Linked DNA regions of Homo sapiens: region 1 is linked to region 2. A link is an interaction called in ENCODE POLR2A ChIA-PET data of the cell type or tissue named here. Cell type or tissue: Panc1. All regions are shown on one strand. Each heading gives the region's core, and the rest is flanking DNA. Links, peaks and the distances in the headings are about the cores only. Region 1 overlaps LOC101929555 (a long non-coding RNA gene). Region 2 overlaps APOBEC2 (apolipoprotein B mRNA editing enzyme catalytic subunit 2).

What was found. ChIA-PET counts read pairs that join two places held together with the same protein. Peaks named below come from ENCODE experiments on the same cell type or tissue, not always from the same donor. Only the 100,000 strongest peaks of a DNase experiment are listed, where the experiment ranks them.
Region 1: POLR2A ChIA-PET joins it to region 2 with 11 read pairs; 2 of 35 experiments call an interaction of 5 or more read pairs at or near these places.

Annotation. Positions count from the first base shown.
Region 1 is chr6:40,870,588-40,879,527 of GRCh38, reverse strand. LOC101929555 (a long non-coding RNA gene) reads left to right here. Exons shown (of 6, transcript NR_110873.1): 6 at 1-642. Among named protein-coding and RNA genes, the nearest start is that of UNC5CL, 160 kb to the left of the region's middle. In Panc1, for the core only: CTCF peaks have their summits at 4,593 and 4,796; no DNase peak of the experiment used is centred there; H3K27ac peaks cover 1,050 bases.
Region 2 is chr6:41,057,349-41,066,288 of GRCh38, reverse strand. APOBEC2 (apolipoprotein B mRNA editing enzyme catalytic subunit 2) reads right to left here. Exons shown (of 3, transcript NM_006789.4): 2 at 4,397-4,961; 3 at 1,398-2,188. The coding sequence ends at 4,418. OARD1 (O-acyl-ADP-ribose deacylase 1) reads left to right here. Exons shown (of 6, transcript NM_001329686.2): 6 at 1-1,517. Among named protein-coding and RNA genes, the nearest start is that of APOBEC2, 8.6 kb to the right of the region's middle. In Panc1, for the core only: a CTCF peak has its summit at 7,665; no DNase peak of the experiment used is centred there; H3K27ac peaks cover 334 bases.

The DNA of each region.
Region 1 (8,940 bases), core at 306-8,305, 190 kb after region 2:
CTTATGGATTTGCCTCTGCCTCTGTGGATGTTGGATATTTCATATAAGTAGAATCATATATGACCTTTCATTTCTGGCTTCTTTTACTTAGTATAATGTTTTCAAGGTTCACCTATGTCGTGGCATGCATAAGTACTTCATTTCTTTTTACTGCTCAGTAATATTCCATTGTATGGATATACCACATTTTGTTTATCCATTCTTCAGTTGATGGACATTTGGGTTGTCTCCACATTTAAGGTATTATTGACATGAATAATGCTGCTATGAACATTCATGTATAAGTTTTTGTGTGGACATGTAGTTTCAATTCTTTTGGGTGTATACCTATGAGTGGAATTCCTGGATCACATGCTAATTATATCTTTAACATTTTGAGGAACTGCCAAACTGTTTTCCAAAATGGTTGCACCATTTTACATTCTCACCAGGAATATATGAGGGTTCCAATTTCTCTACCTCCTTGCCAACACTTGTTATTTTCTTTTTAAATTATAGCTATCCTAGTGGGAGTGAAGTGGTATCTCATTGCACATTTTTTTTTGCATTTTCTGAATGACTAGTGATGTTGAGTATTGTTTCATGTGCTTATTTTAGTGACCATTTGTATATCTTCTTTGAATAAATATCTACTCAAGTGTTCATTGAATTTTGACATGTGTCAAGTTACCCTCGTGTAACTATCACCCAAATCAAGATACAGAACATTTCTACCTCCCTAGAAGACTCCCCTGTTCTTCTTCCCAGTCAACTTCTTTCCCCAAGAGTAACTATTATCCATTTTTATTTATTTATTTATTTATTTTTGAGATGGAGTCTCACTCTGTCGCCCAGGCTGGAGTGCAGTGGCACAATCTCGGCTCACTGCAACCTCTGCCTCCCGGGTTCAAGCAATTCTCCTGCCTCAGCCTGCCGAGTAGCTGAGACTACAGGCGCATGCCACCACGCCCTGCCATTTTTTTTTTTTTGTATTTTAGTAGAGATGGGGTTTCACCGTGTTGCCCAGGCTGGTCTTGAACTCCTGAGCTCAGGCAATCTGCCCGCCTCAGCCTCCCAAAGTGCTCGGATTACAGGTGTGAACCAACATGCCCGGCCTGAGTAACTATTATTCTGATTTCTATTACCATAGACTAGTTTTGTCTGCTTTTGAACCTCAAAGCAATGGTACTGGATGAGGTTTTTTTTGTTTTTGGTTTTTTTTTGACAGAGTTTCGCTCTGTCACCCAGGCTGAATGCAGTGGCGTGATCTTGACTCATTGAAACCTCCGCCTCCCAGGTTCAAGGGATTCTCCTGCTTTAGCCTCTCACGTAGCTGTGATTATGTGTGCACCACCATACCCAGCTGATTTTTTTGTGTGTTTTGGTAGAGATGGGGTTTCACCATGTTGGCCAGGCTCGTCTCAAACTCCTGACCTCAAGACGTCCACCCACCTCGGCCTCCCAGAGTGCTGGGATTACAGGCGTGAGCCACAGCGCCTGGCCATGGATGAGCTCTTTAATATCTGGTTTCTTTTACTCAATACAGTGCATGTGAAATTTATCCAAGATGTTCTTTGCTTTTTTGGTCATTACTATGTAGTATTCCATTGTATGAACATACTGCAGTAGGCTCACTCATTCTACTGTTGAGGTTGATTTGGGTTGGTGGTAGTTTTGGGCTATCACAAATAAAGTTTTAGCACTTTGAAAAGTCTGTTCATTCAGCTGGTCTCTCCAAGAGTACAGATTAGCTACCTGGGTCTCAGATCTGGCTGCCACCAGAGACTTAGTGATGGGGACACACCTGAGAACCCAGTGGCAGTCAGGCTGGGATGCTGGTCCTCAGTCTGAGGAGGGTGAGCCAGTTGCAGGGTGGTGGTGTGGTGGCATCAAAGTGCTGAGCTGTGACTTGACAGAAAAGGTGAAGGTGGAGGAGGCAGGGGGTTTGAAGGCTGGGGAGCAACCCTGGTGGAGACAAGACTGCAGTTACTCACTTCTAGAGATGAGTCAGAGATGAGCCAAGGGGCCTCACCTCTCCCAAGGAACTTTAATCATGCAGTGACTGGCATGGGGACCACAGACTTGCACTCATGTGAAGGGCCCCCTGGGCATAACACAGAAGAACACAGTGTGCATGGTGTCCCTGGAACTGGGCTACTCGACCCTGAAGGGGCATGGACATTTGTGGGACCACAAGCAGGAAAGTTCCAGCATTTTCTTAGGCTTAGCTGTGTCTATGAAGGTAAAACCACCAAACAAAATGAGTATTTTCCTAGTGCCAATGCAGAGCCTACCCACGCACAGTCCTTGGGCAGATCAAGGCTGTGCGTGTTCTCTCAGCCAGAACTGCACTCTGGACATGAGCTACAGGGTGACCTCATGAGGGTCCATTGCGGATATGCACATGGATGTTCTGTGTAGTGATGCTGTGGCAGCTGGGATTGGAGGCAACACAGGTGTCCATCGTTAGAGGAATAGAGAGGTGGCATGTGGCAGAACCTCCTGCAAACTCTGAGCAGCAGCCAGAATGATGAACTCCATCTGCACATAGCTTCTCTGCTAGACATTTTGAAATAGTGCTGAAGGTAAAAAAAAAGCAAAGTAAAAAGAACAGAGTCTGTAATGCAATACCATGTGTATGAATTAAAAAGGCATGAATATACAAATCTAATCTCAGGGTACACTACAAAAGATAGAGTGGTTGCCTATGGTGGGGGTGGTGAAGGGTGGTAATGGCAATGTGGGTGGGAGAGGGGTCCTGCATGATGATCTGAGAAGGTTGAGTGACCTGGCCAAGACACTTAACACTCACATACCTGCACAGAAAGAATGGGAGGGAGGAAGGAAGAAAAGAAAGAAGGAAGGAGAGGAGGAAAAGAGAAAGGAAGATAGAGAAAAGGAAGGAAGAAAGGAAAAAAGAAGGGAGGAAAGGAGGCAGGGAAGGAAGAAGGGAGAAAAGAGAAAGGAAGGAAAGGAAAATGGAAGGAAAGAAGGAAGGAAGGAGGGATGGAAGGGGGAAGGGAGAAAGGAAGAAAGGAAAACAGAAAAAGAAGGAAGAAAGAAAAAAGAAGGAAAGGAGGGAGAAAGAGAAGTCACTTCTGCTCTCTCAGACTTGCTCGAGGACCTTCACTGAGGTGGGGGCTGCCAGTGTAATGTTCAAAGTTGTTGCCATTTCCCAGGAGTTTCTGGAGGGGCAGGGAGGGCTGAACGGTGCGATTCCAACCACCCAAGGAGAAGGGAATTAGCAGTGCTCTCCTCCTCTCATTAATTGAGCACTCATCTGGGCGGGCCTGGGCTTACTAAGTTTCCAGTTCATCAAGATTATAAATGAGATTTCTCCTCCTTCCTGTGGAGCAGGTTGAGATTTATACTGCATCCTGGGCAAAGGATTCTCTGGGCTTCATCTTCCTTTCTGGGGCTTCTTTCTTTAGAAAGGTGGGTTGGGCTCCCTTGACCAGAGAAATCCCAAAGCTGAGAGAGTCCTTCTGCCCACCCCCAGCCCTCCCCCAGGCAGGAGTTGGTCCTGTGAGGGAAACAGGTTGTACCTAAGCTTCTGCCATTTTCTGTCTCATGTCTGTCCCTCCATATGCCCCCTCCCTCAGTCCTGCCCCCACCCTACCTCACATCCCTCAGCAAGCTCTCCACTCAGACCCTAGCTCCAGTTCTGGGGAGGGGAGGCTGGTGCAGAGTATAGGGGATAGCGCAAGTGCTCTTCAGGAGCCACAGACAGAGATCTGCTTACCCTGAGCACATGGCAGCTGGGGCGTTCTTCTTGCTCGCCTATTTGTGAAGGTCTACCCAGAGGAAATGGGCTATGGCACCACAAAATGGTCCAACTGGAAGTCAAACATGAGACACTAGAAAGTATCCTACAGGCTGCAGTGCTTGGGACTTGAGACCCCTGCCAGGAATCCCCAAGGAGAAAAGAGGAGTTCATGGACTTGTGGCCTTGAGCCTCTTGTGCTGTCACTTATACCCATTTCCATAGAATTACAGAGTGTCGGTGCTGGACACTAGACAGTGTAACATCGTCTTGTCCAACTACCACTCATCATGTAGAAGGGATGTGAAAAGGAAGGATGCTTCCCAGGGAATGTGGGAACAGAAGGAAGCCACGTCTCCCTGTGCCATCCTAGACTACCGCTGTGTGTGTGTGTGTGTGTGTGTGTGTGTGTGCTCACACACACACGTGAGCAGCTCCTGCCTTGACCTGAGCCTAGAGTGTTCCTCCTTGGAAGGGGACCCTATTTCACAATCCATCTGGTCCTGGAGACCAGTGGGGCTAAGTTTTGTTTAGGGATGGGGGGAGAAAGCAAGTGAAGGAGAGACAGAGAAAGAGATGAAAAGACAGGGACAAAGACCTCTTGACAGAGAGAAATTATAAAATAGGGCAAGAAAGAGAGAGAAGAGCAGACACAGGGTTGGAGAAAATGAAGAAGGAGGAGCCAGAAAGAGAGGAATGAAGGGTGACCAGCAGACCAGGCAGAGCTCACAGCCCACCCTGGCATGGTTTCTCTTTGCAGAGGGTTGCTCTCCCCATCACCACCCTCCTAGTCATTCTCTGGAGCCCCTGGTCATAAGTGGGTATTAGCTTAGCCCAGTGCTTGTGTTCAACTGTCATCCAAGCTGAGCCTCCCTTACTGCACCCACAACTACCTGGTTAAGTAAAGCCTTAAGGAGGGGTGGCAGGGAGGAGGTCCATGTGAGCCAGTGCCCTGGGTAACTCCCACCGTCTTCCTTGCTTTCTTCCTATGCCTGAGACCAGAGCCTAAGCAAGCCAGTGTGTGCTTTGGCCCCAGAATCCCTGTTGGGGGCAGCAAAGGAGATACAAAGTGATGGAGGAAGCACGGTGGTAGCCCTGTGGCTTCAGTGACCCTGTGTGAGACAGAAATCAGGGTTGGACTGGAAGAATGGGGAACAGGTATTTCCTGCGGTCCTGCTGAACAGTGGCTCAACCAGTCCACCCAAAATGTCAGAAGCAGAGAAACTGTAAACATGAACAGCGGTGCCATAGCAAGAGCTGGCCTGTGGAGGCTGGCACTGTGAGCCCAGGCACAGCACCCCAATGTACAAAGAGCCCCCACTTATGAGCCATGTGAGGGCAGGCAAGGTACTTTAACTTCCCTGGCCTCAGTTTCCTCATTGTGAAATGGAGCTAATAATAATAACCTAACAGGGTTGTAGTTATTTAATAAAATATCCCAGCACTGTTTCTGTTCCCTAGTCAATGTACAATTCACAGTCTTTTCCCCCATTCCCTATGAGAAGGCACGGGAGCTTCTAGACTCTGGGCAGAGCCCCAGACACAGCAGTCAGGATGCTCAGATGGAGAAGAAAAGCCCTTAAAGCTCTCTGTAGCAGCTAGCGCTACCTGTGTTTGGAAGGCAGCCAGAGCCCCACAGACATGCATGGGAACACCCAGGATTGTAATGGAAGAGGTACAATGCCAATCATTTAAATTTAGGTGTTCTTGGTGTCCTAATTTGATGGAAGGGTAAACTGAGGCAGACAGTGGGGAAACGATAGATAATGCAGAGTGAACAAGTCTTACTTTGGAAAAAACAGTTTCCCTGGTGGGAGAGGAAGGGAGATTGTGCTGTGACTATCACCCAACTCAAATGTGGAACCCAAGATGGGCAAGAAGCTCAGGTGGGGCTAATGCTGTACAAAACACCTGGTTAGCTCCGATAAGCAGCTGTCCCAAGCCAGGACTCTGCCCCGGCTGCACTCATCCAGCCCGGAGGGGCCATCAGTCACTCCTTTCTTCTTGCTCACTCTGTCTTCATCCCCAGCTGTCAATTCATGTGTCTCAAAATGACACGAGTTAAACATCTTAAAGAACTAGGGATTTATCATATGGCGATGTCAACTCAGAAAGCAGAACCAGGGATTTGTATCTCAGTAGTGGATGATTACAGTTTTCTTGGTGCTATGAAAGCCCTATATCCTCATGTGTCATGATCTGATTAATAGGCAGTGTTGGGGTTGAATTACATCCCCCCAAAAGAGATGTTGAGGTTCTAACCTGTGAATGTGATCTTTTTGGAAACAGGGTCTTTGAAGATATAATTAAGGTAAGATGTGGTCATTAGAGTGGGCTTCCACCCCATATAGCTATTATCTTTATAAGAAGAGAAGACAGAGAGAGAGAAGGAAGATGGTCATGTGAAGATGGAGGTAGAAGTTAGAATTATGCAGCCACGAGCCAAGGAATTCCTGGGGCTACCAGGAGCTGGAGGAGACAAGGAAATATTCTCCCCTGAAGGTGGCAGAGGAAGCATGGTCCTGCCAACACCTTAATTGGCAACCCCAGGAAATGAATACAGTAGGAAAAAAAATATTTAAGTGGGAGGAAGGAGGCTGGGAGGAAGGAGGGAATTCTGTTTAAGGGAACCCTGGAATCTCTTTTCTTCTACCCCCATGTCTTTTTCTATTTTCTATCCTCTACCTCCTTTCAACTCTTCAGCCAATGGATCTTTAATTCTTAATCAATAAGCATCGGTGTCCTGCCTCCATGTGCCTGGCTTTGTGAAGGAGGCAGAAGCGGCACAGCGACGTGAGTTGAACTCCTTGCCTGTTGACCTCTAGCCTCCCGAAGGCAGTTCTTGGGAGTGGGAAAGGGTGCCAGCTCCAGGGTCAGAGCACCTGGGCCCAAATCTCGCTGTCTGGGTGACCTCAGGCATGTGATTACATAGCATGAGCTTGCTTCCTCCTCTGCAAAATGGGGAAAATAACACACCTATTTTGTGAGGTTCTCTTGAGAATTAAATGAGATAATACATGTTAAATGATTAGTACAAGCAATCAATCAGCATTAATTATTGTTATGACTGTTATTATTAGCGTAGGGAAAAGAACATGAACAGCATTCAGCTGACTACAGGATAAAGTGTGATAAATGCTGGCACAAAGGTGCAGATGAAGCATTTAGAGAAGAAAGAGAGATGAATTATTTCTACCCAGAAATCAGGGAAGGCTTTGTAGAATCACAGCATTTGAATAGAGCCTGAAAGGACGGGTAGATGTTACCCAGTGGAGAAAGGGGGATAGTATGTGTGTAGGTGGAGAGGGGGCTTGGGGGAGGGATAAGGGAGTTTCTCCTGGAGGAAACTGCATTCACTGAGGCAAGGAGGGCTGAGAGGTTCAGCAGAGAGAGTAGATCTATGTGTGTGAAGCATCCTGTGTGCGGTGCATGGTGAGAAGTGAGACCTAGGACAGGCTGGGTCTAGATGGTTGTTGCTTTGGTGTCAGGAGGAGTCTGGTTTTTATTATGAAGACAGTGACCCCTAAGGGAGTTAGAGCAATACGATGGAGGAAGCTAGGGTGGGGGCGGGGAGGCCAGCAAGTTCTCAGTGGTCCACTCCAGTGACAAAGGAAGTCTGAACCAGGCTGGAGTGGTGAAAAGGAAGGGGCAGATTAAAAAGTCATGGAAGTAATACTGAGGGGATTTGATAACTGGTTGGGAGTGAGAGGAGAGGGAGAGAAACATCTAAGATGGTTTCTTGGTTTCTTGCCAGAACTATCTGGAAGGAAAGTAATGGGAGATTCTAGACTCCACAAAGGCTGAGGCCTCATCCTTTCCCCTTACCCCATCCCAGCACCCCACAGGGCCTGCATGGGGTGGGTGCTCAATACATAAATATTTGTTGAATGAATTTGATGCCAGCAGTGGGGAGGGGGACCAAGGGAAGGATAACAGGCTTGGAGGGGTGTTCACAGTATGGTCAACGTTAAGATACCCACAGGACCATCATGTCAGGCTGGCCTGTGGGCTGCCAGACATGCAGCCTTGGAGAGAGGTGCTGGAGGGAGATATAAACTTTGGAGCCAATAGCAACCAAGTGAAAACAAAAGCCACACGTGGGTTTAAAGTCCAGAGATGGCTCAGATCTCTCAGCGGGCTCCATGAGATTTGTCATAATAATTAGAGACAATCTCAGATGCTGGGTGTAAAGGGAGCACGGTGACAGATGAATGTAAACTAATTATCCTCACAGCAACCTTGAGAAACAGGAATGTGCATGCATGTTTCCTTGCTAAGATACGGAGAGGAAAAAGGACCAGGAGAGTTGCATGATGTCCCAGAAGGCTGCCAGAGCCCTGGCACAGCTGCAGGAACACCCAGGAACTCCTTCCTCCACTATCCACCCTTGGAAATGTCAGCATGGGTACTTTCCTCATCAAGGAATGATTTTAAGAATTTGTTTTCAAAATAAAAAGGGGTTTTAGAGTTGGGAAGCCCTGCTGGTTGTAATCAGATGTGTTTTATGGGACCATTCACCAGCACTTGAAGAACAGGGATGACCTATAAATGTATTCATGGATTCAGACCCAGGGCAGGTTTCATGGGCTGATTACAAATGCCTTGGGGATGGCATCAGCATTCAGGAGACACAGTCACCCCTGAACACCAGCCACAGTGCCATACACACCTTCACCACCTGCACTCCCACCTCCTCCTCATCCCTGCTGCTGTGATGCCAACTCCTCAGTCTCAGCAGCTCCTGGAAGCTCTAGGACACCTTTCAAGAAAACCACAAGTCCTTATCCAGATCAGGGCAGCCCAGGACATTATCTTTGTCCCCTCAACCCACATAAGCCCAGCCTATTCAGCCTAATCCGCATGACTTCCTCAATCAGCCTGGCATCCCACTCTACCAGGTCCCCCTCCCACCTCCTCCACCATAATAAGTTTTATGCAGAGGGTATAGCACTTGAAGCTAGGCTGACCTGGCCTCCAGTCCTGACCACTTAGACCCTGATCTTGCATGAGTCAGTCTCAGAGACTCAACTTTCCCATCCATGAAAGATCTCTCTCCTTGTCTGTACCCTCCTGGGCCTAGCACCATGCTTGGTGCACATTTGGTGGTGGTCCACAGATGCCACGTGGATGCATAAATGCACGGCTTCCTGAGAGGATGACACAGATGCACGTGGATTTTTATCACTTGCTGAATGGAA
Region 2 (8,940 bases), core at 340-8,339:
TGGGCCTGGTGGTGCAGGCCTGTAGTTCCAGCTACTCTAGAGGTTGAGGCGGGAGGATGGCTTGAGCCTGGGAGGTTGAAGTTGCATTGAGCTGTGATTGTGCCACTGCACTCCAGTGTGGGCAACAGAGCAAGACCCTATCTCAATTAAAAAAAAAAATTTGGTGGTGGAGTGGGATGGCCACTTTTGTGTTTTTAACCTCCATAGAAGATTTGGATGTGCAGCCAGCTGGGGTCTAAATATTAGTCCTCTTTTCTTCCGAAGCTGCAAAGACCAGTCGTCTATTGTGGTCATGGTAGGAAAATAAAGTTCATGGATTTAGCCAATGGTTCAGTATCAGAGCTATTCGGGAAACTAGACATTTTCTTGTTTTCCCTTACAGTGGTGTTGAGAGTTAAAACAGCCAGACTTGCTATTGATTTTCTCCCTAGAGTGACTTTGGGTCTGTCACAGGACTTGCTGCTTTCCCAAGTATAAAAGAACAACTGTATTTTAGAAGGGGCTGGTTAAAACACCAGGAAAGTACTGGTTAAATATAATCTTTGTACTTTAGACTGTGTTCTTATCACATATCAGCCTGATAAGAGGCAACAGTTTCAAAAAAGTATTTCACTTTTGTATTTCTAGGTGGAACAGACAAGTTCTTCATGTTGTTGGGGTAGGGGCAGTGGAGGGTCAAGTTCATTATCAAACTTTTAGATTGAGGCTTTTCTTGAAGCATTGCTTTTGTCCACATAAAGTTGAAGGGAAAAAGGAAGGAGAGATTATCTAAATACACAAAATTGAAAGTGAGAGTGGGGGATAAGAAACTTAAAGAAACTTAAAATATTTTGCTTAACTCTGCAATTACAGATGCTCCTCAACTTAGGTCTATGTCTGGGTAACCCCATCTTAAGTTGAGTTCAGTTGAAGGGTGTACTGAATGTGTATGGCTTTTGCACCGTTGTAAAGTCCAAAAATTGCAAGACAAACCATTGTAAATTGAGTACCATCTGTAAACCTTAACACAAGTCAAAACATGGATTTTCTAGGCTTCCTTTACTTTTAAAGAGATTATGGTTATTATTATTATTTTTTTCTTGGCGTTTGAGCCTTGATTCTTTAGACAAAACCTAGTCTCATTCAGGATTGGCTGTAAGTGGAATTCTGGGACTTAGCAGGAATGTGATAAAGCACTTTGTCATTTGCCGATAGTAGTCTTGGGTCAAATTCCGACGACTTATCACACTTGAAGCCTGAGGAAAGGAGGCATGCCCTGGTAATCAGAGTGAACACATTATTCCTGGAAACCTAGTTAGAGTTTGGCAAACACCCGGAAATTCACCTGTGAATTTTTGCTTCCACATAGGACTCAAACAAACCTTTAAAAAAAAAAAAAGAGAGACTTGACATCATCCTGCCATTACCATCAAACACCATGTATTGAATACTTTTAAATGATTGTATATCTGAACATTAAACTACTACTTTTCACCCGCTCCTCTCTAATAAAGAAGCTAGTTGCTTATTAACTGGCATTTGGGATGTGGCTACCTTAGATTTCTCATGCTTTTTGTTCCACCTTCTGCCCTATTACTTGCCTTCAGAGAAGGGAAAGGCCCTCACTTGATTGTCGTAAGAAGTCTGTATGGGAGAGTTATTCTGCATTGTCTAGGCAAGTCTTGGTTTAACCATGGCTTGGTTCATAGCCTGGAGTGTCCCTGTGTCTGGACTAGCTCGCTTGTCTGTGGCAACTTCCAGATGTTCAAGTTTCTTAAAAATCTGGCCACGGGAAAAACACACCACTTCTTTTATTAATGTTGCTGTTTTTCTTTTTTTAAAAAAATACCCAACTTAACATAAAATGCATATTTCAGAAATCTAAACCTCGGGTCTGAGGCTGTTTGTGTTAAGCAGCCCCCTTGGGTGAGCAATTAGGACCTTCAGTCCCATAGTTGACTGGAGCCCATGTATGGTTGCATTTCTCTCCTTGCAGGTCACTTTCGTCCTTCCCGAGAGCAGCATTAGAGAGAGAGTCACAGCCTAAATAAACTACAGCATGAGAAGTATATTTCAAGTCCTCTAAGGGCCTTGTCCAGTATGATTGGTTGGTGTCAAATGTTGTCCAGCTCCAAATGGTATTAGGAAGACAGGCATGTCCCAGATGGCTGTACATGTCATTGCTGTCTCTTGGTGGCAGCAGGAATACCTTGGTAAAACAAACAAAGAAAATGTGTTACTGAGAGCTCTGCTGGCCCCGAACAATGACTAGTTTCTTTTTGAACTAAGGTTTCTGTGTGCCCTTCCCAACAAGTCCCTGGATTTCTCCTCCATAGTTTCCTTTGCAGGATTGGGTAAATTTACCAGGATTGACTAAACCAGAAGCCAGTCTTTCGTTCATGTTTTGATGTGGTTTACACAGAAAAAGCCCCAGAAGAGATCTGGTTTAACTCTGGTCTTTTGACTAAATATAGGATTAAATACTATTTTGTCATTAAAAAAAAAAAAAAGAAAGATGAAATAAGTATGTAAAATAAGACACTTTATTTAACAAATGCTCATTTCTCAAGATTATTTTAATTAAGCAGGGTTGTTCTTTTGGGCTTTTAGATTACACTCTTATCTCATGCCAGTTTTTTTTTTTTTAACTTGATATATCTTAACCTTTCCCTTCACAAACATGAGCAATTCAAATAGAAGACAGGGAAGCATGTTAATGGGTCCAGATAATACAGTTATATTTGAAATCACTGAAAAAAAAAAAAAAAAAAAAAAGCTCTAAGGACTTGCTAGTTAGGCACCTGGGCCCTTGACTCTGAAAGATGTCTGAAAGGAAAATATACTGGGGTTAAATTTTAAGCTGCCGGTTAGTCTGTAGAATCTATGTTGGGTTTATAATTACAGTGATAGTACATACACTAACAAAATCTTCAAGGAATTCTAAAAGTTAAATTTTATATTCTCAGAGGGCACCCTCAGAAATCTGTTTTGACTACTGTTCACCACTATAAAGTGTCTTATTTTATGTGAGCAGAGTACCACACAGTATACCCTATCATAGGCTCACTGACTTCAGTGACTGGGTCCTGCTTTTTAAAAGAAATGGCTGAAAGTTGTATCTTCATGGGTTGGCAAATGCTCAGCTTGAGAATGATCAGGTGCCCATGTGCATGTCTAATAGAAAACACCTGCCAACATCAAGCTCTGGAACATTGATATTTCCTAAACGTGTCTATGAAGCGACATCTTCTCTTAAGGGTGTTAGGAGTGAGAGAGACCAAAAGTAAATTATCTTCATGGAAGCTTGTTGTTTTCATGTTTTAGTAATATGTGAGTTGTTGCAGGATTAAAGTTGGGTAAGAGTGTCGTGAGTACCCCTCCTCTATTACTGGAAGATTTTGATCAGTAACTGGGGCCTTGCAAAGGGGGCTTCGTCATAGCATTTCTGTAGGCGCAAACTCAATCAGACTAAATGTAAAAAAGATAGTAAAGGATCCTTTAGCCCTCTTTCCTGAGGGTAATTAGCCTGTTTCTGTTAGAGTTTAATTTACCCTCAGCAAGAGGCCAAATTGGCCTTAATTGTGTCCTAATTATTTGCTTAAATAGCTAATCTTTCTCCTATCACCTCTTGATATCTGTAAGAGGTTACTTCTGAGCTGCTGCCTACTTTACAAATGTCTTTTTAACTCTTTAAATGTTCCTGCATGGACTAGCTTGTTGCTATATTATCCCCATTCCTGCATTCGACATCCTCCATGAATTCTACTGAGGTCTTCTCAACATAAGGAAAATGTTCCCGTATTGTATTTTCACACAGCAATTGTTGGTCTCCTTCAAAGTGTAGCCATTTGTTTGAAAACATGAAAGCAGGTCTGGCTTAAAACAAGTTAAATACCAGTCCATTTGGGGAATTTCAAAATTACCATAAGTGAAAAAATTGTCCCTGAAGGACTAAAAAACATTCATTAGAGAAAAATGGAATGGTAAGATTGCCAGTGGATATGGGAGTGAGGCATCTAGAAGATGTCTGGAATTAGTAATCCCTGACATGTACACAGGGGCATACTCAGAGGATTTCAGTATCTTCTCTGCTGTGGTTCAGTAGCAGGTGCTTGCACCATCTAAATCTTACCAAAGAACGTCATCTTGCCTCATGAAAGTTTTAGGATTCCTGTCAACCTTGAGTATTCTAAGTTAGGGGAAAGTTACTTTGATACAAAAGTGTGGGAGGGAAAAGTTTAGAGAGGGATTCAGAGGAAAGAGACATGTTCTAAACTATTTTTGCAACCAGTCAAAAGCAGAGAAATGAAACCCTTCCAAAGGAAAATCAGACATATCACAGATTCTACCTGACCTCACACCTTCTACTGGAGTTAACATAATAAAGTGTTGGTGCCATGGCACCAGGAAAACTCACGTGAGGCAAAGCCCAGTTGCCCTACTTCAGGATGTCTGCCAACTTCTCCTCGTAGTATAGGAAGTTCTCCTGAATGTCCTCCCAGGGCTGAAAGGCCTTGGATTCACCCTCTTCTTGCTCCACAAAATTCTGCCAGACATATTCGAAGTCCTGGGGCTTCATGATGCGCAGTTTACAGCCAGCCTCCTTCAGCTTCTTCAGAGCAGCCTGGATCTCCGGCTCCTCCCACATGAAGAGTCGACCCACCAGAATGAGCAGACGCAGGTTCTTGGTCTTGCTAAGGGTTTTGATAATGCGGTCAGCACACGCTGCACAGGGGCTGGAGGACACATACCAGGTGACATTGTACCGCAGGGCTGGGTCGAAGGCTGGCAGGATGGTGTTGAAGAAAGCTTCCTCTGCATGGGCAGCCGCATGCTCATCCTCTAGGTATCCCCGAGATGCCTGCACTTGGCCCCCCTTGCCCTGTGCTTCAACCACATAGCAGAGGAAGGTCTTGTTCCTCCCGGAACTGTACTCCACATTCCGGAACTGGAATTTAAAGAAGTTGGCAGGCAGCCGTTCTCTGTAGGTCAAGGAGACAAAAGGACAGGAAAGAATGATAAGTTCTTGTTTCTAGAACCAGCCTAGAGTAGGTAGCTCTTCCAGGTCAGTACTTCAGAAATGCATTCACTCTTACTATAAATAGGTCTTGTCTGTGGTAACATCAGTGACAAAAAAAAAAAAAAAAAAAAAAGCATTAAAAAATCCAGAAGGGTTTATCTGAAGGAGAGGAGAATTTGGACTGAGGTGTGCATTTTGGTCACCCTACTAGGACATTGTCTCCACCATCACTCTTCCAGCACAACATACCCCTACATTTCTAAATCACTGAATCTTTAACCTGCCTATACCTTAGAATCACCTAGAAGACTGAGAATGTCAGTGCCTGGGCCTCATGCCAAACCAATTAAATCAGAACATGTGGAGAGGTGGTCCAAGCATCAGTATTTTTAAAAAGCTCTCTGGATGATTCCAATAAGTGGCCAGGTAAGTAGCAAGCATATAAAATTTCTCATGACAGAGCAAAACAAAGATTTTGCAGAGCATTTTATGCTTTTTTCTCTTCCTTGTAACTCATGTAAATTGCATCTTGGCATGAAATGGCCTAAAACTTGCAATAACATGCTCTCCTTCTCAAGTGACTACTTCTCAAGTCTGTTTACTTTCAGGTAAAGGGATTGTCACATGCTAAGTGTCCAAGAATTTTTATCTGTGAGGACAGACTACTCAAGGGTATCTTGGGATAGTTAAGCCTGTATTTAGTATTGAGTCACCTCCAAATCTTAAAGGACTTGGTCTCTGCCCTCCAGATGCTTATAATTTAGCAGCTAGATTGCAGCTGGACAGAGAAGATGTAAATAAAACAGCTGAGAACATTATAAGACTGCTAAAATTGGATAGGTACAGTAAAGGAAGTATTATGAAGGTTCTCGAAAGTTTGGCCTTGATTCGGGAGGCAGTAGAGAATTGTTACAGGTTCTTGAGAAGGAAAACAATAAAAATGATGTCCATGCAAGATTACAGTCTTGGCAATAGGCAGATAGTGTGAAGCTGAGGAAAAGCCTCAAATTGAACAAGTCCAGTAGGTATCTTAGGACACTAAACTTGGTGATGAATTGTGTGGGTGCCTTTGAGGAGGAGATGGATGGTTAGGAAATGAAAACAGCAGGAAAAGTCCAGGAATTTTGAAAATTTTGGTAATAACAAGGAGAAGAAAAAAGAGAAGGGCCAGAGAAGACATCAGAGTTGAAGATTGTTTTTACTTTTATGTGTATGTGTGTGTTTTTCTAAAATAGGCAAGATTTGTTCAAGTTTGAAGTCCAAAGAAAATGAATTTTTAATAGGAGAGATGAAAAATGTCAAGAGAGGAGGAGATGAGTACCAGCTAGAAAGATTCAATGTTTTCCTTTTTAAAAATGTAATCTCTCTGCCTGCCCCAAGAGATACCTATGGCACCATTAATTCTACTATTGCCTGTCTCCACCTCTTCTCTTTCCCCAAAGAAGTCAACAGACTCCCTGGGCTGCAGGGGAATCCCTGGTATCCCAGGGCCTTGGCTGCCTAGGGATGAGCAGCAGATGCCAAAGATATGAGTAAACTTGACTTATTTCCCTGCAGGATTCCCTCACCCCCACCCATCACCAAAATGTATCCACCCAAGTTTCCATGTCCCGTGCTGTCAGGTTCATTTTCCACTGTGGAGATGGATGTGTTTGAGGACCCAGCCCCAGGATTCCATCAGGTACTATACTTAGCTCTCTAAGCCCCTGTGTCCCTAGTTGGAGGTGTTTATTGTTTACTTAACATTTTAGGAGAATGGATCGCCTGATGTTTCCCTGCTCCTCTTCTCAATCCCTGTCAGGCGTTCACTTATAGTGAGTGCTCCCCAAAGGTACTCACCCCACCAGACCACTCCTCAACTTTACCAGTTGCCAAATGGTCCCTTCACTTCCTGGAGTGGCTTTTTGCTTTTGAGAAGCTCAGAGCTTACCGTTCCTGCCCAAACTTGCTCTTCAAGACCTTTTGCCCCACTCCCCAAGTCTAATCCAGGGCCACCTATATGATGGATTATCAGGTGGAACCCTGGCAAGTATTCATGGCTACTCAAATAGCTTGGAAGCTTAAACAGTAGCTGCTGTGTGGTCCCTCTTTTCCTTCTGGAGCTCCCTATAGCTCAGCTGAAAGTATGAATTTAGGCCAGTGTGAATTTGGCCCAGCATGCAATTGCAAATTGGCTTTGATGGTTGTGAGGTGACTGTTTCTTTCTGCCCTTCTTAAGCTCTGACATTTTCCCCTCCTCCTCTTCCCTAGGCAAGAGGAGAAGACCCAAAGAAACCTGAAACCCAAGGGAGAGGAAGAAAGGTCATCTCTCTATAAATACGGGTTTCCAACCCCTCTGGCCAGCAGCCCTAGAATCTACTCTGTCCCTCAGCAGGGCCTTCTGGACTAGATGCCTCAGGAAAAGAAGTGCTTTCAAGGAGCAAAGGAAAGGCAGGGAAGGTTTGGTTCCTAGTCGTTCCCTTGGGCTTGCTCAGAGACTAAACTTGCTTGATTTCTGAATGGGTTTCTTGGTCTTCTAGAAGGAGCAAAAAGGTCAGATGAGATTCTTTAGGCCTCTCACAGACCGAAATAGCTACGTCCTGGGGGGAAACCAGGAGAACAGAGGTAGTAGAAGTCTGGAATTTCTCCAGGGAACTAGACAACATGGCCATCTTGGGCAATTTTGTAGACTCACAGAATAAATTAACACTATTATGCCCACTAGTGGAAGGAAGGAAATAATGACACCTAACTTGTTAAATCATCACCAGCAGTTTTTTTTAAGTAGCATGATAGGCCTAAGTATCATATTTAACTATAGCCCTTTACATTTAACCCAGAAAATATTTTACTGGTAAAGGGGTGGGGGTGTGTGTGTGTGTGAGTGTGTGTGTGTGTGTGTGTGTGTGTGGTGGGGTGGTGTTGGTGGGTGGTGGTCAGTAGAGAGATGCTGGTAGTAGATTTCTTTCCCTGATCCAGTCACTTCCTCATGCGTAGAAACCTGTGTGTGTGTGTGTGTGTGTGGGTGTGTGGTGGGGTGGTGGTGGTGGGTGGTGGTCAGTAGAGAGATGCTGGTAGTAGATTTCTTTCCCTGATCCAGTCACTTCCTCATGCGTAGAAACGTGTGTGTGTGTGTGTGTGTGTGTGTGTGTGTGTGTGGGGTGGGGTGGTGGTGGTGGGTGGTGGTCAGGAGAGAGATGCTGGTAGTAGATTTCTTTCCCTGATCCAGTCACTTCCTCATGCGTAGAAACCTACAGCCTGATTTCTATTCCCTCTCCCCAGCCTCTGATAGCACCTTGTTAAGCACCATTTCCTCATACTTTCTCCAAACAAGACCAGTCACACTTCATCTGCTTAGACCCAGGCTACTGGACATTTCAGTTCACTTGGGAGGAAACAGAGAGTCCAAATATCTAGAAAAAAAATTGGGAAGATAATCTGCTTGATGGAGGGAGAAGGGATGTGAGTAAATGTAATACATTTTTCTCAGGTTCACATTCAAAACGTTTGAATTTTCTAAGCGTAAATCTATACTGTGAAAGGAAGCAACCCAGAGGGCAGTTGAAGCTGGACTGAGATTAAACATTTGCTCCAGAATAATCCATGAGTGGAAAAATCTACTCATAGGTAATTATGTGTTGACTTGTTTCAGCTTTCCCTCACTAGACCTGTTGGTGACTGGCGTGAAAGAGGGAGGATTGCTGGTTTCATTGGCCTTCTGCTTTCTCAGACCACTTTTCAAAGCGGATACCAAGGAGTGGGCATAATCAGAAAGAGTAGTAAGAGCAGGAGCAGAGGGTTCTAGCAGCCTGACTCCCTAGAGCTGAGAAGGGAACTCCAGACTGTGGGACTGGATGGGATTTTGCCCAAGGGAAACCCTGAACTTGCCTGTTTTCCCTGGTAGGCATGGTCTTCACACCTGAGCTTTGACCTGCCCCCAACCCTCTGTGGAAGGCAGGTTG